2 separate regions of the Homo sapiens genome follow, and region 1 is linked to region 2. Evidence: read pairs that join two places in POLR2A ChIA-PET (ENCODE). Cell type or tissue: PC-3. All regions are shown on one strand. Links, peaks and the distances in the headings refer to the core of each region. The heading gives the core; the rest is flanking DNA. Region 1 holds the start of LOC107986387 (a long non-coding RNA gene). Region 2 overlaps MEF2C-AS1 (MEF2C antisense RNA 1).

Region 1 (15,774 bases), core at 5,206-9,205, 450 kb before region 2:
TTTTGCTTTTGTTTTTGTTTTGAGTAGAAATGAATATAAAACAAAGTAGGTTATATATGAAAGTATCAATACTAAACTCTCACTGTACCTTACTGATGTGGTTTCAGTCTTCACCAGCACACAGCAATTCTGGGTTGTCCAACAGCCAGGGTAAGCCCATGAATAGAGCAACAAGAAAATTAATTAATTTTAAACAAAAGTGTTGATATTTTAAAAAGTAGCAATAATCTTGGAGAAATCAGTACTATAAAGGGGACTCTACATATATTTTGTGGTTTAGGATTTTTATATTTTGAATTCAATATTTAGGTGTAGGCAATAGGAAAAGTTGGGCACAGCAGTAAATTCAGTATTGAAGTTCTCATCATTTCATAGCTGTGCAAAATATTTTAAAATTTTCACATGGGACATTTTCCGATGCAATGTAAACTCAACAAAAGATTGTTAGTACTTTTCCATGACCTCCATTTTGCAATCAGAGTTTTCTTCAGATTAATTCCCTCTAAGAATGTCTCCTGAGGTACTTTCTACCCCAACACATCCATTCAAAATCCAAGTACTGTTTCCGGTGTTTGATTACAGCTCCAGAAAATCCCAGGACATCAACTATAAACCAACTAAAACATTGATGGAGATATGAGTTAGCATCACTCAACTCTAGCTCAGATTCACAAATAATATGGGTTTGAGTTATCAGCCAGTTTTCTTAGTAGTTTTCTTTACTGATCTCTTCTGATCACACCATACTGTGGGTTTGAAGTCTATGAGTGAGGAAGGGAAAGGAAAGAAGATTAAATGCGAAAAGGTTCAAATTGCAATGCAGTGCTGAGACTTCCAGATCAATGGAGAGTTCCCAAGCAAAAGTTGCCCATTAAAGGGTCATACAGGAAAAGTCTAGATATAACACCACTGCTATGCCCAGTCATCATCTTAGAGAAGCCCAGAAAAAGCACAGTTTGGGATAAGTGCCAGGGTGGATTTGAAGCCATGGCTGCTATAGACTATCAATCAACTATGCTTTCACAGCAACTTATCTTAAAGGGAAATCTAAAAGACACAACTCCACGGTCATAGAGTTTACCCTTTGCCCTGGGAAGATCTAATTTTCTATTTCTATTGGGCAAGGACCTTCTCCAATACATGGTTCTCAGCTCCTGAACGGAAACTTAGATGAGGAAGGGCAGTGAGACAAACTACAACCCTCTGCTGTAGTTGGTCTAAGGGCCACAACTAGTACTCATTCTTCCTCTCCTTTACCATCAATTCTAAAATTCCTTCACCTTCAGCCATCAACTTAGCAGGTTTTAGTGGTCATTCTGGTACACTTATATAAACCTTCAATCCTCAGAGGACTGAGCCCTTGATCTGTTTATTTATAATTACAACAGGGCAAGTGAGTACCAAAAAGTACCCTCTTGTATCATGTGGATTCTACATATATAGTCATGCAATGCTTAATGATGGGGACACATTCTGAGAAATGTGTTATTAGGCAATTTCTTTGTTATATGAATATCATAGAATGTATTCATACAAACCTAGAGGTATAAGCTACTACACACCTGGGCTATATGGTATAGCCTATTGGTCCTAGGCTAAACCTGTATAGCATGTTACTCTACTGAATGCTGTAGGCATTTGTAATACAGTGGTTTTGTATATGTAAAATATGTGAACATAAAAAAAGTACAGTAACAATATGATATAAAAGATTTTTTTTAAAGTGTACCTGTATAGGGCACTTACCATTTATATGATACTTACCCAGCTTGCAGGAATGGGAATTGCTCTGGATGACTCTGTGAGGGAGTGGTGAGTGAAGGTGAAGGCCTAGGACATTACTATACACTACTGTAGGCTTTACGAACACTATAGACTTAGGCTACACTAAATTTATTTAAAAAGTTTTCTTTTTCAATAATAAATTAACCTTAACTTACTGTAATGTTTTGACTTTATAAACATTTAAATTTGTTTTTAATTTTTTGACTGTTTTTAATAACCCTTAGTGTAAAACACAAATGTATTATAAAGCTGTACAAAACTATTTTATTTCCTTATATCCTTATTCTCTAAGTATTTTTTCTATTTTTGAATTTTTTATTTTACTTTTGAAATTTTTGTTAAAAATAACACACAAACACACACATTAGCCTAGGTATACACATGTTCAGGATCAATAATATTACTATCTTCCACCTCCACATCTTTTCTGTCTTCAAGGTGCAATAACACACATGGAACTGTCATCTCATGATAACAATATCTTCTTGTCGAATATCTCCTGAAGGACCTTCCTGCGGCTATTTTACAGTTAAGTTTTTAAATATAAGTAAAAAAAGTACACCCTAAAATAATGTTAAAAGTATAGTATAATACACAAATCAGTAAAATAGTCATTTAATATCATTGTCAAGTATTATGAACTGTATACGTAATTGTATCTGCTAGGCTTTTTACAACTGGGAATGCAGCATATTTGTTAATACTAGCATCACTCATGAAACATAATGCTTTACAACATCTATGATGTCACTAAGTAATAGGAATTTTTCAGCTCCATTATAGGCTTGTGAGACTACTCTAATATATGTGGTCCATCATTCACTGAAGTGTCACTCTATGGTATATGCCTGTGTTTGTGTCTGCCCTCATTGTGTAAAAGCAGCCCTCCTTATCTTGCTGATCAGGGTTAATTATGCCTGGCAAGGTGGTGACTCCTCATCTTCTGATCTCTGGATGCAAAAAGTCCAAAGAGTTCTGGAAGCTGCTATAGCTTGTAGATTAATGAGATCCTTCTTGTGTCCTCTGGCAAGAATATGCCCTGTTTGAGGACCAGGAACTCTAATTCTAAAAAGTCCAGAATTGCAGGAATGGAAAACATGAAGTCCCCAAGTAGGTCATTGGAAGCAGTTGTTATAGGGGCCACTGCTGCTTCTATCTCTTAAATCCTAGACCCTTTGTTCTTCCTAGCGGTGACACAGCACCATCTAGACATGCTCATAATGGGTAATCTGATCTAATACATGTGCTGCATCATGAAAAACTACACCACATCCTTAAAGAACATTGCCTCTGGCTGTGTCTTCAGTAGTCTGCACCAAGACTGTACAAGACCTACTGCTTCTGAATTACATAGTATGTGACATGGCCAATGGATCTTTTTGCCCTGGGCCCACTCCTGTACCTCTTTTGCTATGTTGATGTTCAGTTAAATGCTATACTGTGTGAGATTTTTGTCCCTCTGTATTAGAATAGTGGTACATGGTAAGGCTGTACAGGCAGGAAAGGCAACCCTATGCTGAAAATAGCCTTCTATCATTTTAAGAATGAACTGCTTGCTCTTCCTGTAGGATAAAATGGGCTCAATGCAGTTGACTTGCTACCAAGTGGCTGGTTAGTCACCTCAAAAAATATTGACATTTTTGAGACTCAGTATTGGTCTCTGTTGGACATTCAGGGTCAGCAGCTAGATCAACCTTGGTCAGTAGGATTTCATACTGTTGGGCTCGTGTGTACTTTCATCTCTACTACCATAGCGACTCAATTCATTTATCCATTGAGGCAGTTTCAGTGTGACCAGTGACCAAGGCTATGTCAATTAGATGGCTTGTTTTGTTTACCTGGTTGTTCTGTGCCTTTTCTGTGGTTATCTTTTTGTATTGTTTTGTAATTTGTTTCTGTTTTTGTTTTGGTGGGGAGGTGTTCATGTTTGTATAAAAAAATTCCCAGTCACGTCTACTTCCGTGTATCTATTCACATGTTTATACCTCTTCTTCCTTGTCCAATTTTCAAATCCTTTTCCTTCTGTGTCAACCTTGAACATCTGGCAAGGCCACTGGCCATTGCCTCACCATCATAGGGCATTTATTTTTTCACACAAAGTAGATAATCAAATGTACCACTTATCTCCCACTCTGTAATAAAGAGGCTGATACCATTTTTGATGTTCTACTGCTGACATCCTTTAAGTATCACCACTCCCTCTTCCGCTTTCACCTCACACCTGGGCAGGCTGAAGAACAAATCCAAATGGTGCTTCCCTTGTGCTGGTGGGAAGTTCAAACCATGTAAGACCTGGTCTACATGCAAGAATCCTTGTTGCAGTCCCTGCTTTCTCAATCCATTTTCAGACCTGCTTGGAAGTCTTTCCTGCTCTCCCTAGAAAGCTTCATTATTTGAATAATAAAAATTTCACACACTTTCCATGTGTATTACATCACCAGTTTCTACATTCAAACCTAATTCTGAATCAGGTCTGCATTTCACTTTGGTGGGGTAATCACAAGACACCCATTGAGAAGATGCTTCCTTTCCACTGTCTGTCTAGGCCACCCATGATTGTGGCAGGAAAGCAACTGCCAATCACTTGGCTTGCACCCTGATACCAAGCTATCCCATCCATAGACTAAACTTAGACTTTTTTTGTCCTTCTTCTATTGATCAAACATGTCCTCCATATGGCCTTACATATGAGCTCAAGAAAGGTATTGGTGCAACAGTAGTGGGTGTCATGTGAATTGAGACAAATTGTTCATGCAACTTACTTGTACCTTCTGTCCTGCCTGGGCTTGATCTCAGATGTACCATTTCCAATTCACGGTGAATTTCTGCTCGACCTGTCTGACGGTAAGCTTGGTAGGTCCAAAAGAAACCAGCAGTGTGATATGCGTGGTCACTTGGTGCCTCGTATTTAACCAACTGATCTATACCAAGGACAAATAATATATCAGAAAATATTTTCCAAAAAGTGTGTATTTCTTTACTGCTGATGGTATAGCCTTGCTCCTGAATCCCAAGGGCTTGCTTTGGGATTCTTGCACTGCAGCTTGCCATAATCCTCAAATTGTATCTTTCCCCATTGCAGATACTTGCAACACCATAGGTCTACAGGATTGTAATTCCAAGTGACAAAGCAGCTCACACTACAGTCTGGAGTTGCTGAAGAGCCCTTTCCTGCTGGCAACCCCTATGCCATTCAGTACATGGGCCAAGCTGTGTAACTAGGTGTGGAATGTGTGGCCTCCAAAATCCACAAAGGCCTACCAGGAGCCATGCTTCCCTTTGCTGGTAGAGATGCAATATGGAGCAATTTGTCTTTTATTTTTAAGGGATACTTGACATGCCCCCAAGATCCCCAAGGATGTCACTGAAGTTGCAGGTCTCCTAATTATTGAAGGGCCTATCTTCCACCCTCTGGAACTTTCCTGTGTTACTGAGGTCTCTCCCTCATGTTAGCCACCTTTTGCCCATTTTTCCCAGTCAGTCTGTTTCGTTGATGTAACAGATCATTATGGTGTTGGCCAGTGTCCAGATGGTGCAGACCTCCTCAGACTATATTAGGACAGAAAATGAGAGAGTTAACACTGGAGCAAAACTGTAAATGAATATTGCCATCCCGTCTGTGTGAATGTGAACTGTTTCTGACTCTCATTTCTGGTGAGAAAAAAAAATGCATTTGTCAAATCTATTATAGCATAATATCCAATACATTTTTAATCTATTCTACAATGATACCCTGTCCAGCACAACAGCTACAATCAGCCTACAAATTGGTAGATCTTGTGCAAGTCCCTTGTAATTTTGGAGTTCCTATCTAGTTTCTATAGAGGCCAGACTGGCACATTAAAAGGTGTAAATTAGGAACCACTATCCCTATACCTTTAGGCCTTTAATAGTAGCAATAAGTACAGCACCTAGCCCAGGATAGGTATTTTTTACAAACTAGCTTGGATGGAGTGTGTGGGGGTAAGTTTCAGAGGTTTGTACTAAGCCTTCCCCACTATAGTAGCTCTCACCGCATAGACCAGGACTTCATATGGGGATTACTCCAACTGTCAAATATGCCAATTTGCAATAAGGCACTTGGAAACCAAGGAAATGCCTACCAGCTGCATTTGTAACCTCAGTGGATCCATTTGAAGCCAGTCCATGTTCTGGACTCCATTGATTACCTCAGTGGGCTATGATGACGCCTTGGGCCTATGGGTGACAATATCCAATAAGCTTCAAAATGCCTGGCTAGTCATCTTTCTCCAGTTTATACTCACCTAAGTTAATGGCCATAGATCCCTTTGGAGAAAGACTGCGGACATATATTTGCAGTTGGGTTGCATGTGCATTATCCTGGAAGCCTGATACCTTTCTAGTCAATAAATTCCAGATCTGAAATTTGGCTTAGGTTAGGAACTGGGCATGTAATTGTAACTTTTTTTGTGAGGTCTCCTACTCCTCTCATCTTATTCTGATTTCAGATGTTAAGCAGTGCCTTCATTGGCTGCACATCTCATTTGCTTCAAAGGATCCCATGCTTTATCAACCAGCTCTACGAGTCCCTAAAGGTTGAACTCCCTTGACTGCCCCTTTGATACTGGTGATTACTGATGGAAATTCCAGTCCCCTAGCTTCTGGCATATAAGTCCTGCCACATGGTCTCTATTACTTAAGGGAACCATCACCACCATGGCTATTAAGCCCAGCTCTATGAATGCCTCTCTGAATTAGCTTCCTGGGGCTTGTATAACAAAGTACCCCAAATTGGGAAGCAGGGTCAGGCTCCCTCTGAAACTTACAGGGAATTCCTTCCTTGGCTCTTTCTAGCTTCTGGTAGTTTGCAGTCATATTGTATTAGGGCCCTTCCTCATGACCTCATTTTCACTTGATCACCTCTATAAACACCCAATTTCCAAATAAGCTCACATTTTGAGGTACTGGGGGTTAGGAATTTAGCATATTTTTGTGGGGTGAGACACACTTCAGCTTATAATACTCTCCCACCATCACCCTTGACCTGCGGGGAGAGCCACCACTGAATGCAGCTGTATTATGATCACAGAATACACTCTCAAAAATACATTCATGTTGACCATGGTGAATGGTGTGTTCTCTAAGCCTCTCCACAGAATAATCTTCTGTTAGGTATTCTGACCTCACAAAATGTACCCATTCCAGCCTAATCACTTTCCTTAGCCTGTTAATCTTTCCCCTGCTATCTATCAGGAGAAACACAGGCAGGAGTTTGTTCAGCAATAGCCACCTCTTCTTCAGGATTTTACAAGCCACCCGTACCCTAGGGTCTTTCCCTAGGGAGCTGAATCCCAAATCCCAAGGGGCTCTAAACTATTGAATTGTTGCTTATCTAGTCTTTCATTTTGAATCTTTTTTATCAAGAACCCTTAGAATCCAACCCTAAGGAGTACTTCTTTGGCTCCTGCTAATACATCCTAGCTAATTCTTAGGCTCTTTGGGGTTTGGTATCTTACCTTTTTAAAAGGCTTGGCATATCCTCAGCCAGGCTATGCTAGGATTTCACCCAGCTACTCAGATTGGCAGTGATGAGACTATATGGGGGCTGCTCCCAAGAGGGCCAACTGTTACTATATGAGGAAGAATCCTAAGTGTTATGGTTTGCCTGTGTCCCCACCCATATCTCATCTTGGATTGTAGCTCCCATAACCCCCATGTGTCGTGGGAGAGACCAGTGGGAGGTACTTGAATCATGGCAATGGGTTTTTCCCATGCTATTCTCGTGATAGTGAGTAAATCTCATTAGATCTGGTGGTTTTATAAAGGGCAGTTTCCCTGCACACACACTTGCCTGCCGCCATGTAAGCTGTGCCTTTGCTCCTCCTCTACTTTCTGCCATGATTGTGAGGCCTCCCCAGCCATGTGAAACTGTGAGTCCAGTAAATCTCTTTTTCCTTATAAATTACCAAGTTTCCAAAATGTCTTTATAAGCAGCATGAGTACAGACTAATACACTAAGCAAGATATTTCCTTATGGGAGAAAATTTAGCTTATAGTAGGGAGGAATGGTATACCTCTGTAAGCTCTGAGATTTCAGGGGGTAGGGAGTTGCACAGTCAGAATCCGTGGAGGACACATATATGCAGAAGTCCTTAAATGTTGTTTTAAGATCCCAGGTTTTCCTAATAAGAATTTATCACAAGAGTCCTGTTGCCTTGGCTGAGCATTTAAACACATTCGGAGTTCTGTAACTCTATTAAGCTACGAAAAAAGTACCTCTGGTTCTAATACTTTAACTGTTTAACCATGTCCCATTATTCTTATGAAAGGAATCAATAATGCTTGGTAATAACTGGCGAGTTCTGCTCCCCTATTAAGAATTTTTCTCCCCTATATCTCTCGAATACCTGAATAATCACTTCAGAAAGGGGCCTTCTCTCTCTTAGTACACTTTCCCAACATCAGCAATGGTGAAATTTTTAGCAGTTTGGCAACCAGTTTGTGCCAAGCGTTAGCCATGCTTCACATTCTACTCAGGGTGAGTGTCCTCATTGCTCTCTGGGTGGTAAGGGAACCAGTCCCAGCCACAACTTCCAGTAGCACTGGTGTAGGTTCAGGACTCTCAAGAAGCCTTGATGATAAGAGAAAATCTCTGAAGCTTAAGTAGTAGGGAGCAGAAGAAGGCAAGACTTGTATTCTAGCACAATGCGGGTATAAAGCTTGTGAAAAGAGAATGGGGAGAAAGGAGAACTTGTAGACTGAGAGCAGTTCTGAGAAAGTCTTGGCCAGAGTGATAAGAAGTTCCCCAGCAAAAGCTGCTTATTAGAGTCTAGCACTGGCAAGAATGTCCTGGCTCAAGAACTCCCACTATGCTCATTCTTTCTGCCATGATTGTGTTAGGAGAAAGATGGCCTCAATAGGAAGGACACAGTGGATCTCAAGGTACTACAGGTGGATAAGTCACCCCACAGAAGATTCTCTTGAAGGGAGAGCTTAGTGGCTTACATTCATGCCAGCACACCCTTGAATACCGGTAAAGCATGAGTCTTTATGATGGAGCCCGAAGTTCACTGAAGTGTCTTAAAATGAATCTTTCTTTGGAATACTTGTTGCTTTGGCTTAATTCAGCTCCCATAATTGCATTAAACTAGATTCACTTCTCTTCCCTGTGTAAATAACATTGATGTTAGACCTTCCAAACTTACCTTGCTCTGAAACTTTCTTCTGCCTCTCAAATCTGACTCCACCTCTCTGTGAAGAAAACAAATTAAACAGCAGTGACAAAATATGTTTCGATATGTAACACCCTCCCTGAAATGATGCTATTCCAGGATTCCAGTTTTTCTACCGAGTTTCAAACATCCTTTTGAAGAGTCATCTCTCTTAGTCATGTCTCCTGTGGCCTGCTCTTCTATGTTGGCATGAAAACTAAAAGATACATGCATTTTGGGTGAGGGGTAGCAGAAGAGATACTGTAACATTTGGAAAAATTGGGGTTAATTCCAAATATAAAAATAATGTTGGGTGGGAATTTTCAAATTTTTTACTCCGTGTATGTTATCAGTTCAGTTAATTAATACTAACTACCAAATCATACAAGACTCAAAATCTTTGTAGCTTAATACAATAAAAGTTATGCAACATAGTTTAGCAGAAGGCTATTTTCCACTTAACAATTCAAGGATTGAGGCTTTTTTTTATGTCCCCTTATCATCATACAATTTTCAAATTGGTTGTAGCAGACAAAGAGAGTAGGAGGGACACTAGCTCCTAAATGTCCTGAATAAGAAGTGACACAAAATTTCCACTCACATTTTCGTCTGCCAGAACTCACTTCTATGTCCCCAGCCTAACTGCAAAGAAGGTGAGGGAATGTAAATGAGCATGGTGACCCATGCTGAGCGTGATTTGTTTTTGCACACCATGCCAATTTTGCACTTTCCTCATCCCACACTGGGTGACTGACCCTCTGTATTTTTTTTCTTCTTTTCATAGCCCCTGAAATATCTCCATATGCATGTATTCTCTGCCTTGCCAGGAAAGAAAGAACAAACATTTGTAGAAAGAATGAGATATTTCTAGAGATACCGTTAGTTTAAAATATTCATCTAAGTTTCATAAGTTTCCTGATGTCAGTATCAGTCTGTGTGTTTTCAAAGTTTTTGGTGTTTCTTCTTTTTCCAAATGTCTTGTTTGAAGAATTACGTACTTGAATCAAAAGGAACAGCACAATAAGGGTGGAAAAAACTAAATGGTTCTCCTTAAAATATATTCTACAATGCTGATAGATATGCAAACAAATGGATGATATAAAAATATATTATTACATTCTCCATGTTGTAAAAGTTGAACATAGATGATAACTCCGGTCTTTTTAATAGAACAAACTTTTTGAATTTGCTTATTTCACAGCAGATTAAAAAATCTATTTTACTGAATGTGTTAGCTCCCTATTGCTGCTTTAACAAATTACTAAAAAGTTAGTGGCCTAAAACAGCACAGATTTATTCTCCTATCTCAGTAGAGGTAAGACATTTAGAATCAGTCTTATGGGGCTAAAATCAGCAGAACTGGTCCTTTCTGGAGGATTCCAGAAGAAAAATCAATTTCCCAACTCTCATAACTTCCAGAGACCACCAGCATTCTTTGGTTTACTGTTTCATCATACCAGTCTCTGCTTGTCTTTACATAGCCTTCTTTGTCAATTCTCCTGCCTCCCACTTATAAGAATTCTTGTGATAATATTGGGAGCACACAGATAATCAAGGGTAATCCCCCCAATCTCAGCATCCTTAATTTAATCACATCTGCAAAGTTTCTTTTACTGTGTAAGGCAATTATTCACAGGCTTATTCTTATAGACATTACATTCTTATCAATAGCCCATGCTTATCAATCAGCTGGATGAATATAGGGATATAATCTATAGTAATGATATAATAGATTCATCTTCATGAAATGAAATGACTGATGGCAGTAGCAAAACCTTCTTTAACACTAGTCAACTATGAATTTGTTAATGAATACCCATGTAAAAGGTAGTATTGATCACCTAGGAGAGGTAGAGCAAATTTGTATAGAGGTCAAGGAACATTTTGGAAATAAAGAGATCAAGATCTTCACCTCTTCCCTATTGAGGATGAATATTCATTTTTCTCTAATGTACAAAGACCTAGACAACAGAGGTCCACAGGTAGGATAGAGTCTCCAGGGGCACCATATTTGAGGTGGCAACATATTAGAAGCAATAAAAATAACTGACCTTTTAGAGGAAGGATTTAATGTTTAATTTAAATCACAAATACTTCCAGGTATGGTGACAAACTGGATAATCTAGAGGCAAAGGAGTTTTTATAAAATTACATGAGCCCAGTAAGGTAAAACTTTGTGAATAGATGTGATTTCTTTCTGGACATTAATCTGATCTTTCCAAACCTAGATCTGTTTTTTCCTTTTTAAATGTCATGCCCCCTAATATTTTCTATGACCTAATTGTTACCATTGTAGCGGTGTTGCTGTAGAACTACTCTGAATTCTTTTTACCAATGTAATGGAATTATAATGGCATTATAATGGACTCCCGATAATTTCTTTTTACTATTGTAATGCTGTCATAATGGCATTGTAAAGGGTTCTCCATAAACATATACTGAAATCATTTTGCCACCATCATGACAGTGAAATGAGTCCCCATAGAGTTTATTTGAAATTGTTTTGCTCTTATAATGGCATTATTAATGCAGTCTCCACAGACTTACAGGGAAATTGTTTGACCATCATAATGTGGTCTTCATAGACTTACAATAAAATTGCTTACCAGTGTAATGTGGTTTCCATTAACTTGCACTAAAATCATTTTCCTACCATAATGGCATTATAATAGGGTATCCATGAACTTGAGCTACCAAAGTTTGGTTCTCTTGATGGCATCATAGCAGCACATTACAAAGACAGTTAAAGTAATGTTGATGCTTTGTTGTGTCATAAGCAAATACTATAAGTAATGCACATCTACTTTTCACACTTAAGGATCATGTGGTTTCTCCTTTAAAAGTAATGTACTGACCACAGCATACTTTATAAACCAACAATAATCACTTCTCAAATAACTAGATGAGAGAGCCCTAGATTCTGAGTGCAGAAAATCTCAACTCATGCACACTCTAAATGAATTCTAATGGTTTTATTAATCTGACTATTTTTTCTCCTCTAAAAAAAAGTGTGATACATTTTTTTCTCCAGTTCCTTCAAAAAACAGAAACATTGTTTTTATAAATACTTTTTCGTTCTACAATTTATGATGTTTTCTGAGATTGGTATAAAGTACAAATCAACACTTTCTAGTTCTTAATATGAGCATGTGAAGTGTATGATATTTATATAGAGTTTTTATAACCTTTGTCCTTTTTATTTAAGAGACAATACAGAGAACTCACTGGGAATGAATGGATATACTATAAAGGCAGATTAAAAGCATATAATAAATAGAGTGGATTAAATATTTACTGGATGAACAGGCCTCATGTTAGGTGCATTAGTAGGAGATGCAGGCAGGATGAAGGGTGTGATGTTGAGGGAATTTTATTTTTTCATAGGATGTGGTTAGGTTACCAGTAATGTAACTTTGCAAACAGCTTTTGGGAATTATTTACTAGCTGGGAAAATTTTAATCAATCCTTCTCTGAATTAGCAACAGCTGAGTGAATATATGTATGATTTTAAGGAAGCACAACTTTTTCTGCTTATATTAAAAATTTATTTATGTTGCTTTTAATACACTATTGTCCATTCCATCTGATTTCCTTTAGATACACCCATGAGTTCTTATATAAGAAAGAAAACCTATGCAATTAGGTATGGGGATATGACACCTAATTTAGATAAAACTATTTAAGAAAAAAAGCAAGAGTCTGTATTGTATGAGTCACTAGCCACTTCTTTATCTTGGTGTAAAGGGAAAATTGCCTTGGAGGAGTTTCTTTTTTGATTCTAGAATGTCTTTCTAATGTCTCCTTTTCTATTATAAATATGAAGCAAGTATGGATCAATTGCCCTGGAAGGGTATACACGATTTCCTTTTTGGGTAAAAATTGTCCTTCTGAATGCCTGCTTAATAGGTAGTGTTTATCACTGGGAAGAAGGTGGAAACATTTGTACAATGGTCAAGGAACCTTTTGAGAAGAGAGCAAGAACTTCACCATGTTCCTTTCGAGGTTTAATAGAAGCTCATCATTTTTAACAGATTTTGATGGTTAGACAGCAGTGGTCCACAGGTAGGAGAGATTTCCCAGAGGCATCTCAGTAGGAACAAACAACATAGAGTGCCTGAAGTGGTGACTGATTTCTGTCCCAAAACTTATATGGCCTTGGGTTGGAGAGCAAAGGCAGTCGGGAGTTTTTCTCAAGCTACTAGCCACTCCCAATACTGGGTGTGCTTTCAGACAATGAGCATTATTTAATAGTAATAAAATAATAATAGTATTGTGTCAAGGATTTTTCTGTGTACCTTACACAGATCATCTCGAAACAACTATGAAGTAGGCATTTTAAGATATACATTTTACCATAGGAAAACTGAGAGGATAAATGACTTGACCAAGGTCACACAGCCATTAAGTAGCTGAGGCATAAATTACCTGATGCAGTTTGACTCTGCTGTCTATCTATGTTGGCACTACAACATTGTGGGAGCCCAAGCTTGAGGCCCCTTTTTCCTACCATACTGACACAGTGGTGTTTTACTCCCAGTGCAGAGATTCGGTAAGGTAGGAGTGATTTGAGAACTGGCCCTTAGTATCATAGTGGTATAAGGAAAAATTTCGGAAATAAACTTCCTGCCCTTTAGATCCTGAGAAAGTATTGCCAGGATGGTAGTGGCATCATCAGAGCAGCAGATGAATTTCATATCCCAATGTGTGTGTCCACTAGAATTCTACAATGACAAATGTGGCTGAGAACAGTGATTGCAACAGAAATTGGGGAACTTCCTTCTATTAAATTGATCAGATTTTCTATTTATTTCCCCAAAGTGTGAAACAGAACTGGCCCCTTAGGATGATAAAGTCTCCAGAGTTCTGGAAATATTCAGGGAGTTTGAAGAGTCCCAAGAGAGATACTTGAGCTCCTGCTGATGGGCATGGGAGGGCTCTAGAGATTAATTTTGGTACTAAAAATAGAAATGACCTCATTTATATTACAAGCTCATGAAACAGGTCATTTTACATATTCTGCAAAGACCTCTGGATTAACATATACCAGCCAGATTTCAGAAAATAAAAAATGTAATCATTGATTTTCTCAGAATTATTTAATGGAAGCCACTGGCTTTTACTGTCAAGCTTAGGTTACAAATTTATGACTAAAATAGAAAACAAATCACATTGGTCAGAGGTCGGTAACAAAATAACACCAGGATAAAGTTAAGAAAATAACTGAGTCCAAATTATAATATGGCTACCACATAACTGATATTTAAAATGGCAAAAACAAACATTTATTATCCTTAACGTTCTATCATTTACTTTTGTAAAAAGATTAACATCAACACTAAGGATATCATCATTCCTTGACTCAACAAGAGATTTATAGATTGGTGTAAAGAACTCTCAGACTCTCAGAGTGGGGAATCAGACAAGGGAAGTGATAGTACCTACCTCATAGATTTGTTGTAAGAATTAAAAGAGATAATTCACTTATAGAATTTAGCATGCTGCTTGAAACTTGATAAGCATCGCATAGATACTGTCTCATAGTTTTTATTGTTGTGTTCTTGTTGCTATTTGTTAATAAACCACATGGCATTGGACAAATCACTTTATTTCCCTGTATCATAAGTGCCCTATCTACAAAAGGAGCAAATCAAATTAGAGGACTTCCAGACCATTCTTAATTCAAGCTGTTTGAATATTTGAACATATAAATATACACTGGAGGAATTCTGATGGCAACATTTTCTGAAAATTTTCATAAGATAAACTCAATATTATTTAAGCACAGATAGTAGAACTATTGTAAAAAAATGTTTAAAAATACAACTTTGAGTGGTTTAGACCTTTTGCTAGACAGGCAATAGGAGTGACTTGTTGGATAGCAGTCAAAGATAAGGACTCAGAGTAAAGATCATCATGCACCTTCAAAAGAAAAAAGTCGGTGGCTAAATGGCAAGAATTACTGGCAAACACTGGCTAATCATGGAACAGGTTTGTCAGTAACCTCTGTAAGACTCTGGAATAGCAACATTATCAGCAGAATCCTCTTCAAATAAAAATATTTTTTATGGTTAGTAAAGCAAGTTATATCCTGAGCTTTGGGATATCAGAACCCTTCAAGAGGAAGACTTCTGATTTATTTATTATTTATTTATTTTTGAGACCAGGTCTCATTCTGTTGCCTTGGCTTAAGTGCTGTGTTCTGATCTTGGCTCACTATATCCTTCACCTCCCAGGCTCAAGAGATCCTCCCACTTCAGCCTCCCGAGTAGTTGGGACCGCAGGTGCATAACACCACACCATACTAATTTTAAAAAAAACATGTTAGTAGCGATGGGGATCTCCCTGTGTTGCGCAGACTGGTCTCAAACTCCTGGGCTCTAAAAAATTCTTCCGCCTCAGTCTTCCAAAGTGCTAGGATGGAGATATTTTGATATGAAAAGGAAATAGATTTTGGTCAGTCAACATGATATACTGGGATTGTTGGCCAAAGAGCTGTATCAAAGTGCTATAGAAAAGTAAAAGTTAAGTTTGGTCAGATCAGATATTGAGATAAATATTAAGTAAGTAGAGTTCAATAGAAATGGAAAACTAGGGTTAATCTTATTCATAAAATAGGGGGAACATGAGATACACTAAGGAATAGCCACAGTTCTTGGCCTTGACAACTGCCAAACTTTCTTACTTACATGGTTTATATTTTCTTATTTTGGTATAACTGCATTATTCCAACAGGCAGATCAAGCCTTTGGAAAAAGTGGGGTGAGAAAAATTGTGTTTGGCTTTTTAACCAAATTGAAACCTTATGCTTAGGTCTAAA
Region 2 (15,774 bases), core at 7,361-11,360:
TAAATAATATGGTTTTATAGCCTTTCATGAAGGAATTTTTTGTTTGCTATGTAAAAAAATCAGCACCTCTCAGTTATAATTTAATAAAATTTTTCTTTCCCTGTAAATTTACTGCATAGCACTTGAGGTAAAGCCCTCCAATTTTTTTTTTTTTTTTTTTTTTTTTTTACAAAAAAAGACAACACTGGTGTTAGCTTTGGATACAGAGTGGCTTTGATTCATTTTACGAAAGACTTCAGACATGAATATGATTTCTGAAGACCCAACAAATAAAAATAACCTGTCAGATATATTTTAGAGCTAAGGATGTTGAGTCATTACCCTTTTTCTCAGATTTTTAAAATCAGAATCTCTAGGAAGATCCAGATACTTTAAAATGACTTTGCCCTGAATTTTCTGGATCATTGCCTTAATTTTACACTTTATATTACATGAGTGGATGTAGGTAAAACAACCTCAACTGATAAGTAAAATTATAAAACTCACAATATGAATAAATTCTGAGAGAAAAGCGGAATTCATTTCCCAGTATGCCAGTTCAAGGACAGGAAATTTTTAGTGCATACTCCAACTTACAAATATGTGGTCTTAAGCAATTTAGTTTATCTAACTTATTCTTTTGAATTTGTAAATTAGGCTGTGACCTACCCTAGAACTAATGAATGATAGGTCCATACTTAGATTTTAAGTACAGAATATTAAAGAGAAAAATATATCTTTTTAAAAAAGACATGCTTGTTCTTTCTTAATAAATTGAAAGATACAAAATAAAACAGAAAATCCTTGGAGTTGAATAGTTATCCTGATATTTGGTAGATTCTCAAAATGTATTCTCCATCCCCCTCCTTTCCCTAACTTTGCTCTCCCCTTAGAATCTGAGACTTTAGAAATCACCTGACATTAACCAAATGCTCCTTCCCTTTCCTGAGCCACTTCTGGGTCCTGGACATGGATATAATTTAATTTGGAGTCCTTTAAAGTATTTTAAGAGGGAAGATCTCTCTCAGGGTATCACTCTTGTAATTAGTTTACTTTCTTCTAGAAGGTAAATGTGCAGGATTTCCAGCAGTTTCTCTCTGGAACCATAGAAGATTTTCCTGTCATCAGTGGACTTAAAGACTAAGAAGAGAGGAGCAAAGAGAGAGAGGCCCCTTACCTGAATCCTAAAGACACTTAGTAAACTATGGCTTTACATTTAAAGGATTCCTCCTCTCTTTCTTTGTTGCGTCTTTCAAGAATTTTCCCTTTCGGAATCTTTGCGTGCATGGGTGCTTGTGCACAGAGGGTATGAGACTGATTTATGTTGAGCAAGTAAGAAATACAGGCATTTTTAGCAAGTCCAGGTAAGGAAACACTTCGGCTTTTTTAGGATATAAACATATCAAGTATTTTTTAAGGGCCCCAGTTATATTCCCTCCACATAAAAAGCATGTTGAAATTTGCCAATGTAAACAGGTGTTTGTATGTCTTCTTATGTCATATCTATGTACAGCTTGGAAGAGATCAAGAGAGGAAGAGATGGAGAGTGTATGCGTCTGTATTGGTGTGAGTGTATTTTACATATAAAATATATAAAAGGTATGAAAATATTTATATCCTAAATTCAGATGTTTTAAAGTACTTCACTTGTAAACCTTTTTCTTCCATTTATTCTCAAAATGTTGAAAGATGCATCCTGTTACAAAGGATTAAAACAATCCTTTAAAATGTGAAAACAGAATTTATTTATATTTAAATATACTAGAAATTTAAATAAAAATATATGCTTGATGGACATGGAACAGAGGGTTTTGCAAGTAGGTCATTAATTCAAATCTGATACAGAGAGCACTGAATACCCTACAGCTGCCTATTATGAGTATCTAAAATGAATGCAACAAATAAACATCTGATTATATTTCCATACAAATTGTATACCTACTCTGCTAATTGAAATGGAACATAGTGTACTCTTTCTGTATTCAATTTACATTTTTGCAAATTATTCATTTTACATTTCCACAAAAGTAATAGTAAATTCATTGTCATTCCAGTAATACCCACACATATAGCTCCAAAGGACGCAAGTAATATATTCCCCACCTTCTGAGTATGAACGAGCAAGGTATAACTCTTTCTGCTCCATCCTAGATTCTCATACTTTTAGACATGGCAGGCTAGAAAGAACACTCCTAAATGCAGTACACAAATCCATAACGGCCATCATGAATTTTGTCACCAGGTACTGTAAGAACTAACATATGAGCTAAATCACTGACCCTTATGTTGGAGTCAGAGTTTGTTAGAAGAAGCAGTGTCTTCTGTCTCTTAATATCTCTCAGACATTTGGGGAAACAATTCTTTCTATCCACTTACTTCTGACCATTCACACCACATTTTATCCCCACTGAGACCCAGGCACAAATTCAGGGTGCCAGCTTAAGTAACAAATGCCTGCTGTGCTAAAGATTGCTCGTCCACCTCCTTGCCTATTTTCTTGGAAACAGACAAGTATATTTGACTCTCTTCCTTGAGGATTCTTTCCTAAAGCTATGACAAGATTGCAAAACTTTAGAGTTTGACTGGAACCTGAGACCTGCATTTGTTAAGGTGCGGGATGTTGTGAAGGAGACTCGGCTAGAATTAAGAAATGACACTTCAGTGTGGCTGCCAAGTGTAATCTCAAATGTACATTATCTAAAATTCCTAAGTGGCAGTGCCATTCTAATCTGCACTGGTTGAATCCATCCTGGATACACTGCATTGAGCTCCTAATGCTACCTCGTAAGCCTACACAGTATTCAGGAATAATAACATAAGGTTATGGGGGAAACACACCTGTATCCTACAGAGTGCAGTTGAAAGCACTGGGACTGATTAAAAGAAAATAGAGGAAATTTGGAACCCCCTTCAAATATCTGAAAGACTATCGGGGAAACTCGCCCCCAATATTTCAACATAGTTGCTTTCTATTTTCCATAAGTGTCAGCCGGCTGAGAAATAAAGAGAAAGAGTACAAAGAGAGGAATTTTACAGGTGGGCCGCCGGGGATGACATCACATATCGGAAGGACCATGATGCCCACCTGAGCTGCAAAACCAGCAAGTTTTTATTAAGGATTTCAAAAGGGGAGGGGGTGCACCAACAGGGAATAGGTCACAAAGATCACATGCATCAAAAGGCAAAACGCAGAACAAAGATCACATGCTTTTGAGGAAACAGGACAAGGGCAAAAACTGAACTCCTGATAAGGGTCTATGTTCAGTGGTGCACGTATTGTCTTGATAAACATCTTAACAGAAAACAGGGTTCAAGAGCAGAGAACCAGTCTGACCAAAAATTTACCAGGATGGAGTTTCCCAATCATAGTAAGCCTGAGGGTACTGCAGGAGACCGGGGCATATCTCAGTGCTTATCTCAACCGCACAGAACAGACATTCCCAGAGCGGCTGTTTACAGACCTCCCCCCAGGAATGAATTCCTTCACAGAATATTAATATCAATATTATTTGCTAGGAAAAGAATTTAGTGATATCTTCTCTACTTGCACGTCTGTTTATAGGCTCTCTGCAAGAAGAAAAACTATGGCTCTTTTTGCCCAGCCCAGCAGGCAGTCAGACCTTATGGTTGCCTTCCCTTGTTCCCTAAAAATCGCTGTTATTCTGTTCTTTTTCAAGGTGCACTGATTTCATATTGTTCAAACACATATGTTTTACAATAAATTTGTACAGTTAACACAATTATCATAGTGGTCCTGAGGTGACGTACATCCTCAGCTTACAAAGATAACAGGATTAAGAGATGAAAGTAGGACAGGCATAAGAGATTATAAAAGTATTATTTGGGAACTGATAAATGTCTATGAAATCTTCACAATTTATGTTCCTCTGCCACGGCTCCAGCCAGTCCCTCCATTTGGGGTCCCTGACATCCCGCAACAAAAGACTGTCATGCAGTTCACAATCTTTTTTCTTTCACCACTTTAAGTAGATCATGAAAGACTGTTATGCAGTCTTTCAGGCTAGATTAGGCTTATTTTGTATGAAAGCACCATAAGATAGAGTTTGGCTGAACATGAAGTACTTTCTAGAAGTTGTGCTGCACCATGAAGAAAATAACTGCCTCAAGAAAGCCCAGGCAGCATCCAAGAGTAGGGTAGATGGCCTTTTGGAGGTTGGGCTAGATGACCTTTGACCCATTTTTCATTGCTGAATTTGTGTGAATCTAAAAAACCATCCCCATTTTGGGAGTTTCCACCTGTGCTCCTGGAGAATTATCAGGGTACTGTCAAATCAGAGTCACCCCAATGAGTCATATTTTTTTGATCCTTTCTAAGCCTAGAATTTCTGTCAAGGAAGCTGAATTCTCTGCAGTGAATATGACCATAAAAAGATCATGGGTTCTACAATCAGAGAACCCTGGTTTAGAATCCTGGCTCTTCCATTTTATTCGCTGTGTAAATTTGAGGAAATCATTGAGCTAAAGAATCTTAGTCATAAAAGTGAGGATTATTATTCCCATCTCATAGGATAATTGTGAGCATAAAAATCATCTGAATATGCCTGGTATATGCATTAGGTGCCTATTGCTGAAGGTGCATAAGGACATAATACATAGATATTGTGGCCTAAAAAGCCCACTCCTACACATGGTGGGAAAGGACACTCATATTGCAGTAAGTTCAATGTAGTAAGTTATGATGATGTATGTTAATTACCTGCTTCTAAAAAGGCTCCCTTTTATATCAAGAACACACACATTTCTATTATTCTGGAATAGGAAAAAGATCCTATGGTGGTTTATAGCACCTTAGGAAATGGTGCTACAAACATATAAAATGTGGTAAATGAAATAATAATCACAGTGATGAACTTTATCAAAATTTACATGAGATGAATAATGCAAAGGCAGGGGAAATTATTCCCTACCAGCAGTAGAAATCCTCAGCATAGCACAATCTTAATTTCAAGATTCTTCCAGTAATGCAGAGTCTATCTGATTATTATTTCTTTACGTGTTTCAAAATCAAGCACCGAAGGATGAATGCATTGGTCACATGTACAAGAGAATTGCCTGATTTATTTGCTAAAGAGATACTTTTCACTCTTGGCATATGACTCCTAAATTTCCAAACTAGATGTTTTGGTCTTTCAACCAGGAGGATGATTATTTCCACCTATTAATGGCTGATGGGTTTGATCCAACAAAACTGCTGAGTTTACTAACCAGTTATTCTGTATAGCATAGCCCCCCCCCATTAAAATTAATATGTATAATCCTCTGTATTTACTCTTGCCTCCAGTATTAACCTATTTATATTTAACATGGCTACTCCATCGAAATTGGTATCAATGATCTTTAATCTACTCAGTCTTCATCACATGTATGAGGGATTTCTGGCATGAATTTGGACTTTTACCATCCCTTGAAGGACACTGCCAGAACTTCTGGGTTCTTTGCAGTAGGAACAAGAACATGCGATTCACACTGAACGCATGGTATAGGTTATACCTCCTGCTGAAATGATTCTGTATGCCCAAGTGGGGATGATTAGTTTTAATGAAAACATTTACCCCTAACTTGGATTGGTAACCTTAAATATTCAGCAAAGTTAGGCAACCTTTTCAACTGGTTGAATTCCTTTAGGAAAGCTAGTTACAATACACAACTTCATGCAGCAGCCAGAAATGTGAGCAGTTGGCAGTTGGGGATACATGTTGCCAGAACACAATTCTCTCACTCTAGCACAAGTGCACATGTAAACAAGAAAAAGGGCAAATTGTCCAAAGGCTTTGGGACAGCCTCTGGCTTCCTGCCCTACCTTCATGTGGCAGTAATTTCCCTGGGCAAGAGGCAGAAGGCCTCACCCTGACACACAGTGTCTGCCTTGCTTCCCACATAAAAACCCACAAGCAAGTATGACCCAGTGAGCATTAAGAATAAAGTCCTGACCTGACCACACAGCAATTCTGGAGCATGAGCAATGGACATTGCCATGCTCCTGGGAAGAGTCTCACTGCATGCAATTTAAAACTGGGCATAATAAAATGACTTTGTCAGGAGTCCCAGTGGAGCATTAGCAATTGAATACATATTCTCCCCTTGGTAGGTATGACCACGGAATAGCATGAATTCTATGCCTTGGCAGCAAGGGAACTTGGTGATAGCATTTTCCTAAACTGAAATGAAATGAATGATTTGTCCTGATACTTAAAAGTTATCTGATATGTTAAATCACCTCTAAAAATAAAAACTAAAGATTTGAAGAGAGATTTGTGAATCTTATAAAATGAAAAGTATAGTTAGACAATAAGGTTTTTGCTTGTCCAGAATGATTTTAAAATATGATAAGAAGCATCAGTAAACTAAAATAGAAAATCAAGTACTAAAATGTTTGTTCATAATTCAAGGACTGATGAGTATGGACAAACTCCTACAATAATTCAGAGAGTGTTAGTGATCAATGAAAAAGCTCTTTTATACATTTAGTTATTACAGACTTTAGCAAATACCAAGCATTGAGCTAGGCCCTAAACAAGTAAAAACATAAGTAGGTCCTACCCGAATAAAAATCTATTCATGGGAGTTGGGTATCAATCCTTTGGATAGTAAAAGGATAGTGGTAAAAACAACAGAAATATGAATAAAGGCATTAAAAAGAAAAAACAAGTATTCCATAAGAACGTTCAGTATTTTTTTAAACTTCCCAGTGTGAAACTGGGTCTTCACTTTCCTGTCTGTCCTGTTAGATTGCTTCATTGTTCAGAGACACTGCTTCACTTTCCTACAAGGTCAGGATCATTGTTACCTCTCTTTTTTGTAACTAGCTTTTGATTGATTGATTGATTTTGAGGCAGGGTCTCACTCTGTCACCCAGGCTTGAGTGCAGTGGCATGAACACAGCTCACTGCAGTGTCGACCTCCTGGGCTCAAGTGATTCTCCTGCCTCAGCATCCTGTATAGCTGGGACCACAGGTACACACCACCATACTCCACTAATTTATTTATTTTTTATGTTTGTAGAGGCTGGGTCTCACTTTGTTGCCCAGGCTAATCTCAAACTCCTGGCTCAAGCGATCCTCCCACCTTAGCCTCCCAAAGTGCTGGGATTACAGGTGTGAGCCACTGTGCTCACTGCTTTTGATCTATTGACCAAAAGAAGATATGCATAGTCCTAGAATAGGTTCAAGTTCAAGATAACATAAATTCAGTGCTTCTGCCTTAAGGAAAGTATCAGGATTTCTTTCATTGTAATATTGTGTTTCCTCATAAAACACAAATGAGGGCAGAGGGCAGCTTTCTGATGGACACTGCTAACCTCGGGGAGCATGGATCCTGGGGATGGAGTGAAGGAGAGGGGCAAAGCTTCCATTCTCTGAGTTCCTGGTACAATGTGGTCAAGCCATTTCATTATTTATTATCGACTTCAATCTCAAACTGTTTGATTTGAAAAACAACATGCTTATTAGACAAAACAAAACAAAACAAACCTGAAATTGCTTCACACGATACAGTACAAAGATATAGAGTACATATGATCCATGCAGAATGACAAAAACAGGGCATGAAGTACGTAAATCTTTTCCCTAATGTGCCCAAGATTTTACAAACAAAATGAAGAACCTGTCAATGGGGCTGAAATTGAACCATTCAAACCAGGCTCAGTGTTTATAAATGAGGAAGAGCCAAACCAATAATAATATAGTGGTATTGATTCTTTACGGTCTCACTCACACCCACCTCATCACTTAATATATTTTTTTCTCCTAATACGTGTTCAATCTTTTTTGACAGCTTGGCTCAGAGCTTAGATAATAAAGCCAAACCATATCCCTTTGGTTGGACTCAAGTTTGGCTGGACTTTCAGTGACTTCCACATATTAAGATCCACTCTCACAAAAGGCTTAATAAAATAAAGCCACCTATCTAACAAGTAACAAGAATCATCATTTCTGGATTGGTTCTATCAACCAGTCACTGTGCTTAGGGCTTTACATGTAGTATGTGACTTAATTCTCACAATAACACTCTGAGAGAGGTATCCTTAACCTCATTTTACAGATTAGGAAAGTTAGAACTTTTCCAGGATCACAGAACTAGCAAATGGTATGCCATTTATTCTATCAACTACGTTTAGGTTGTTGCAGGTTCTTAGAATGTTCTGCCATACTTTGAGACTTTGACAGGCTAGGATCCCTGCTTTTAAAAATGTAGGAAGCTTCACCTCACTGCAACATGTGAAGACTGGCCAGCATCTCCTAAAGAATCTGATGAGGAAACAGATTGCTCACTTTCAGGTGGTACAAGAGGCTTAATGTTGGCAAACATGCAGCTGATTGCTAACGCTCACCCTTTGCCACCACCTCCAGCAACAAGAAAAAAATTAGGACTCCTGCATACTCCCACTGCGGATTAGTTTTTATTTGTGGTCTTTTATTTCTTTTTAATGTAGTCAAGATAGTCTGATGTTCCCTGTATACAAATATTGGGGGAGAGGTTACACAAAGTGTGAGTTACCTCAGGCCAAACCTAAAATAGCCCTGGTTCTCCCATCCCCAAACTTCAAAGTCAGCCCCATTCTCCCTGCTTCTTCTTCTGCGGTGACTCTGCAGTAGTCACAGGCCAAACAGCCTGGGTGGTCCCCCCATACCCAAGCATTCCCTGAGCCAGGGAGCAACCACATACCCTCAATCTGGGGTAGGGTAGGCAGGGGAGAAAAAGATAGAGCTGATAAACACACTCTGGCTTCCCTGAACTCCCCTTTGGGGAAAGTCAACAATATACAAGCTGACTGTGCTTACACAAGGCAAAGCTTTCCAACAGTACAGCATTGTCTGTGCTGTCTAAGATTTTTCCTTCCTTACTACAGTATAGCAATATGGGAGGCCACGTGGCACTTCACGGGCGGTGGGAAGATCATGAAACTGGAAGCAAAAAGACCCATGTCTAAATTCCTAACACTCGATGGCAATCATTATTCCTCACTTCATATTTCTTCAGGTATTGGGCACTAAGGCTTATTTATTTGTTCACTTATTTCCTGAAGATGGGAAAAAAGGTATTTTTCTCAAATTTCCTCAGCCTTTGACTCTGTTTTAAAGCATTGATTTATGGCAAATAAATTTCAGTCTTCAAGAGAATTCAACAGGAATCAACTTTAGCATCTTCTAGAGAGCAGACAGGAGCTCTCAGTGGGTGCCCTACACTCACTTTTGTGGAAAGAGAAAAGAGGATTTTTAAACTCAGCATAACTTTTCAGTGGAATCAGGAACTGAACAGTAACATTATCCCAGTTGTGCATTAGAAAATCCTCTTTCTCCAGTGTGTAATGGGACTTTAATCTGAGGGATGCTATCCAGAAAGGCCTGGTAGAAACAGAGAGCCACAAGCCTATGGAGTTCTAGGAGAAGTGCCTTTTCTTTATGAAACCCATAAATAAACCAGTTCCAGTATCTAGAAGAATACAAAGGTTTTCTGAATTTTTTTTAAAAAAGGGTGCTGGGGTGGGGGGTCTGGATATTCTAAGACCATGTGCTGGAGGGTGTGGGGAAAGAACTGGCTTTTCTTTGAAACAAGAAGATGTATTTGGCACCTCTGTCCAACGGATACCTGGAGCAGATTCTATGGTCACAAGCTGTTATATCTAATTTTATTCCCCCTAGTTTTCTTTATTATGAGTCCCATACTGTTTTGAGTCTTTCCATCCTTTACAACTGTTGAATCTTTTCTACAGATCTGTAAAAACAAACAAGCCATTTCCAGATTACCAGCCAGCAACACCACATCCTGTGTTACAGCTGATGATAAGGAAGGAGGCAGGTAGTTCCCCTGACACATCTAGGAAGCATCCTCCTTCTTCAAACAGAAGCACACAGCATTCAATTCCAGGCAACGTTTGTCTGACCTTGTGGTCTACTGAGCTGAAATGGTTACACTCTTCTTTTTCTCTAAATCTATAGATTATGTTTTTCCTTTGACATTTTTCCTTTTTTCAAATTTTCTTATATAAGAAAATAACCTCCTGGGGGAAAGCTGTATTGGCTTTCACTATGAGCCCCAGGTGTATCCTAATTAGCTTTAAAACTTATATATATATTTAAAAAAAAAAACTTCAAGTTGAAGACAACTAAAGCAACCAGCAGCCATAGTTTGGGCTAATTAACTCTCTGGTAATAGTGACTAGAAACTGTGGTCTCAAAGATGTGATGATGATGTAGCTACCCAGGATCATATCTGCTCTTTTAATTTCTTTTAAGTTAATCAGCTTAGTAATAATTAGCAACCTGAAATTATTTTTGTCTCTAGCTATTATTTATTATTTTCCTCTTCCATTTATGTGTTCTTCACTCTCTCCCAGCAAACCCCTCCAATCACCACTTAAAATACAGGAGTTTCCTTCTTCTCCCTCCTCCCCAAACATATGCAAACATACACTGAAGAGGGCAAACATAGGGTCTAATGTTTCTTTTGCATCCTGAATTTTGTATTCTCAGAACCAAAGGTAGACTGAGTATGAGCCAAAAGGGGGGAAAGTATTGTCATACTCCACTGTCTCAGAGAACTAGAATCTTTCCCATCTTCCTCATCTCCTCAAGGAAATGCTGTGCCCACTGGGAGTAGTCTCTTCCTAGCTGATCTGTAACATAAGGAAAACCACACCTGAGGTTATAGTTGGCCCGGAGAGAGACCTACATGCCCTAATCATGCACAGCTGTACAGCCTTCCGGGCTATCCTGTGACAGCCAGCAAGTGGGCTGGAAAGATTGCAATAAAAATGCACTCAGTCCTACTGACTCCTCTCTCATCACCCTATAAGGGAAGGTTCCCTTTCAGGACAGCCTATATTTTGTCCAGCTTATACTTTATATTGCCTAAGAAGTCTACTCAAAAAACTTAGACAAGAAATAAGTCTCTAATCTTCTATTGAGGAAAGAGAATATTGGCCTAGAATTCAAAAGAGCTATCCTCTCACTCCTTCTCTGCCATTAACTAGTTTTGTGGCTTTAAAGAAATCATTGTCTTCTCATAAAATTAAGCCACAGAATTTCTAAGGCCGCTTCCACCTCTAAAGGTTCTATGAAGGGACAGTTTTCCCATTAGCCCCTTTGAAGACTAATTGCTAACTTCTGTACAGATGTAAGGTGGATAATCAGACTCAAAGAAACACAGATATACACTTCATGGGACTTGAAGGGAATTTTCAAAGACACTCTTTTCTGAAATCAAGAGAGCTCTTACAGGGCCAATGTTGGTTATAATATCTACATGAAACATAATATTTTTCTGATACACTGATCACCAGTCAGAGGTTAACTTGAGATCCCCTGGTGAAGCAATAAAGCAACTTTAAAAGTTGAACTAAAATGAATATATATGACTACAACAATAGAAACACCAAATGAACATTTTAGTCCTTATTTTGTGCCAGACACGGAGTTAGGGATTTCTGCATGTGTTATCTCAGCGCAGCATTATACACACGCTCTGTCCTCTCATTCTGTTCTCCAATTATCCCCCCAAGCTGGCCTGCCATCTGCCCACCTCCTGCACAGAGATGTTGTATGAGAAAGGACCTTTATGCATAGCACACCCAATCAGCTCTTGTCCACCCTAAGGCCTTCCACAAACCATCATCTCAATTGATTGCCTCCCTGTGGAAGGAAAAGAGCTCCATATTTGTCAAAAAGAAAAGAAGTCTCTGTTTTTCTGGGTTTTTTTTTCCTGGTGTATTTCCTTCAAGTCTCCAGGAGTATTTTATCTACACAAGGAGGGACATTCTAGTGTCTAGATCAATATCTGCAAAAGCTTTTAAGCTATAATAACCATGATCTTCAGCACTCAGTATATTTTGACAAGACCCCCCTCTATGTCAAGTGAGATGAGTAAACTACAAGTGAGATTGGTAAACTCTTAGGCAGGAATTTTTAGACCCACTCTTTTCAGTAGAAAGGTCCATAATCATTAAGTCAAATGCAAGGGGAAAAGCATTCCCAATCATATAGTTTTAATTCCCTGTAAGTCCAACCAGCACAAACTTCATCACTACATTGTAGTGTTGCTAACTAATGAGTTGAATTTTGGCAGCCCATTAATCTTAATTTTGTAAACACTGATTTTTTTTTCCTGGGTTTTGAATGGAGCTAAAATTAGCTCTTTTTTTTTTTTAAGTTTAACCTCCATTTCAACTTCCTGCTACTGAGTTTTTTATTACAACAAACAGCTCTATCCTTGACCAGGATCTAAAAAGAAGTCAGAAGACTTCTGGGAATTATGACCCCACCTCTCATTTTGTTTCACACGCTTCCCTGTCCCCTTTGGGAAATTGACTTCTAAGGAAACTCACTTGAGGCTCAATTAAAACTACGGGCACAGAGAAGAGGGGGCACGTCCTCACCTTTTCCTCCCCAGTGAGGACTGTTTTAAGGACTAATCCTACATAGGAAGATTTTTGTGGGCTTGCAGGATAAGACAAAACTTGGAGGTGCACCACAGAACTCACTCATTTGACAATTGCTGGATCATCTCAAGTTACCCTTACAAGTATAAATGCCTAAGATGGAGACTGGAAGGAACTGTCCCATCAAAGGGAGCGTTCATGGCTTTCAATCTTTCCCCAGCTCTCTCTGGCTTCTTAGCCATTGCCATTTCGCAAATACAGTATAGGGAACAGCAGTTTTATTAGTGTAAGAGAATGTATGAACTACACTCCATTGAGTTACGATAGCTAAGACAGTCATTACACATGGCCCATTTTCTCATTATGCTCTCTCTTAGCATCTCCTCACTTACAATAGGCTAGTCTATCCCTCTTCCTTTTTCTCTGGGGTAGCCTATTCCAGAAGACTTTCAGCCCCTTCCCTTATTTTTCTCAAACCTACCGTATTGCAGCCTCCCAGACACTCTCTTCCCTTCTCTATTGCACTCCTTTAGTCTGTTCTCATGATTTCAGATTTATACTGTTAAATACCAGTCCAGTCTCTGAGCATTCTTTGCTCACTTGTGATAAACCAAACAATCACATTTCTTCCACAGAAGCATCCTGACATTTATCACTCTTCTTTAAGTTTTCATGTTACTCACTGAAATTCTAAAAGCAGTCGCCAAATCCATCTGTGAGGTAATCTTTTCACTGTATTGTATTTTGCTATATTAGTGGTGATGATGAGAAAAGGCCCAATTGTCAGACAGCAGACAGCCAGGTAGAATCCCGGTTCTCTGCTATATACCATTTCTGTGTCCTTGGGTACATTATATAAGCTCTCTGAGCCTGGTTTTTTTTTTTTCCATCTACAAATTGAAGATAGGATAGTCTCTGCCTCACAAGGTAGTTGTGAAAATTAAAAAAGATCCTGTGTGTAAATCTTCAGCACAGTGCCTGGCACACAATAGGTACTTAATAAACATTAGCTACAAAACAAAACTATACCAAATTGTTTTAAAGATTATATCCTTAGCTCCCAATTGCAGTTTGAGGGTTGTCACCCAGATGTACAATTCCATGTTTAGAAATATTTTATGCTAGAGAATGAGAAATATGGTATGTGTCTGTGAATGTAATTTTAATCTCTCCTATACTCACCTGCCTCCATATCTGAAATCAAGTAATAAAGGCCTGCATTTCATATGATGTTGTAAATTAGCACTAGGAAAAATAGAAAGAGGTAGAAATGTAGTCCCTCCCTTCTGAAATCTATCTAGAAAAGAAGGCACACTGCATAGTATTCCATGGTGTATATGTGCCACATTTTCTTAATCCAGTCTATCATTGATGGACATTTGAGTTGGTTCCAAGTCTTTGCTATTGTGAATAGTGCTGCAATAAACATATGTGTGCATGTGCCTTTATAGCAGCATGATTTATAATCCCTTGGGTATATACCCAGTAATGGGATGGCTGGGTCAAATGGTATTTCTAGTTCTAGATCCTTGAGGAATTGCCACAATGTCTTCCACAAAGGTTGAACTAGTTTACAGTCCCATTGAACAGTAAGAACACTTGGACACAGGAAAGGGAACATCACACACCGGGGCCTGTCGTGGGGTTGGGGGAGAGGGGAGGGAAAACATTAGGAGATATACCTAATGTAAATGACAAGTTAATGGGTGCAGCACACCAACATGGCACATGTATACATATGTAACAAACCTGCACGTTGTGCACATGTACCCTAAAACTTAAAGTATAATAACAATAAAAAAAAAAGAAAATGTGAGGCTCAAAAAAAAGAAAAAAAAAAAAAGAAGGCACACAATCGACAAGTAAATAATAGCCACAAGAGAGCCCATTCACAAATCTGTAATACTTGTTGGCTAAATGAGTGGCATAGACAGTTCTTTGAGTTAAGACAATCCCTGCCTGACATGTCCTAGGAAGTATTCAGGGAGTGAGAAGAATTCAAGCTTGGCCTTGAAACACGGGCCTGTTTGGATCAAGTTAGAAAAGTAGAGTGAACATTACCAGCAGTGGAATTTCAGAAAGAGTAGCCCAGAGTCTGGTCAGAATAGAGTATATTCAGTAGAGAGTTATGTTCAGAATTTTGCTGGAGCACAGTAGGAAGATTTTGTACCTACATTCAATGAAAGGCATAATGGGATTAACTTATGTTGAATTCCTGGGTATGGACTTTGACTTTGAATTTCCCATTGTGGTCCATTGAGTATGAGAAAGAAGTTTCATGTGGAGATCTCCTAGCAATTGATAGTGGTTCATTAGAAATCTGTGTTCTTAGGCCATGGGCTCTTAGGCAAACAAAGAATGATTGATTACTAATGTCTACCATGAGGAGTGGGAAAGAGGTGGCCTATATGTTTTAAGTCCACCATGCAGGCAATACAATGTGAATCAATGAGTGCAATTTTAGACAAAAAGTAACATGATAAAAGAGATGTTTTAAAAAAGATCAATTTGGCAACAGATCATTGGATGGACTGCTAAGAGAGACAAAGCAAGAAAACCAGACCTGTTTTGCCAGAACCAGGACAGCAACCATGTAAATAAACATAGAAGAAGGAAGGAATTTAAGAGATTGTAACGGCAATTTGGCCAGGTGTGGTTGTGTGTGCTGGTAGTTCCAGCTTTTTTGGAGGCAGAAGTGAATTTCCTGAGTGCAGGAGTTTGAGGCTGCAGTGAGCTATGATTATGCCTCTGTACTCCAGCCTGGGCTTACAGAGTGAGACCCCATCTCTTAAAAAAAAAAAAAAAAGTAAAGAAAAGAGATTTTATTAAAAGCAAATCAATATACCTAGCACAAATACTAAAGGGTCTTTAAATCAAGTTGAGACATTTTGATTCTTGAGAAGGGTACCATATTGGCTAGGTCTTATAACAGGAAAGCCTGGTTTATTTCATTCATCTATTACCAAGTATTGTCACTTAGCAGAAAGTAAGGGCATTTGAGATGGAGTACAGATAAGCTCAGACAGATAATAGATAAAGAACGATTTGGATGTGGTGCCTTCTAAGTTCAGTGAGTATTTTGGTGAACCTGGTAAAAGTTTGATGGCAAAGCAGGGGCCCACCTAGAGGGAGTCAGTGACCATGGGCAGAAATGGTGGAAGACACTAAGCATAAATCTTGCCTTTGTCATGATTTTGACCAGTAGCTCTGGCCATGGCTTATTTCACCCACTCTTATCTTTCCATTTTGTTTACAATGTGTACAAAATGGCACCATGGCAGTTAAGCCAGAAGCAAAGACACAGGGCTGAAGCCAGATCTAGTTTCAAGGACAGGTAACTCAAAAGACCTCTTGGAGCAAGGGCAGAGGGAAAAGGGACTGTCCCTATAATCATTGAC

Evidence for each region. ChIA-PET counts read pairs that join two places held together with the same protein. Peaks named below come from ENCODE experiments on the same cell type or tissue, not always from the same donor. Only the 100,000 strongest peaks of a DNase experiment are listed, where the experiment ranks them.
Region 1: POLR2A ChIA-PET joins it to region 2 with 5 read pairs; 2 of 35 experiments call an interaction of 5 or more read pairs at or near these places.

Annotation. Positions count from the first base shown.
Region 1 is chr5:89,480,884-89,496,657 of GRCh38, reverse strand. It overlaps LOC107986387 (a long non-coding RNA gene), which reads right to left and starts at 8,988. Exons shown (of 3, transcript XR_001742523.1): 1 at 8,952-8,988; 2 at 5,243-5,334; 3 at 4,466-4,706. RefSeq lists a silencer at 8,419-8,619. In PC-3, for the core only: no CTCF peak of the experiment used is centred there; no DNase peak of the experiment used is centred there.
Region 2 is chr5:89,037,898-89,053,671 of GRCh38, reverse strand. All of the region lies in intron 3 of MEF2C-AS1 (MEF2C antisense RNA 1), which reads right to left. Among named protein-coding and RNA genes, the nearest start is that of MEF2C-AS1, 160 kb to the right of the region's middle. In PC-3, for the core only: no CTCF peak of the experiment used is centred there; a DNase peak (open chromatin) is centred at 9,791; H3K27ac peaks cover 464 bases.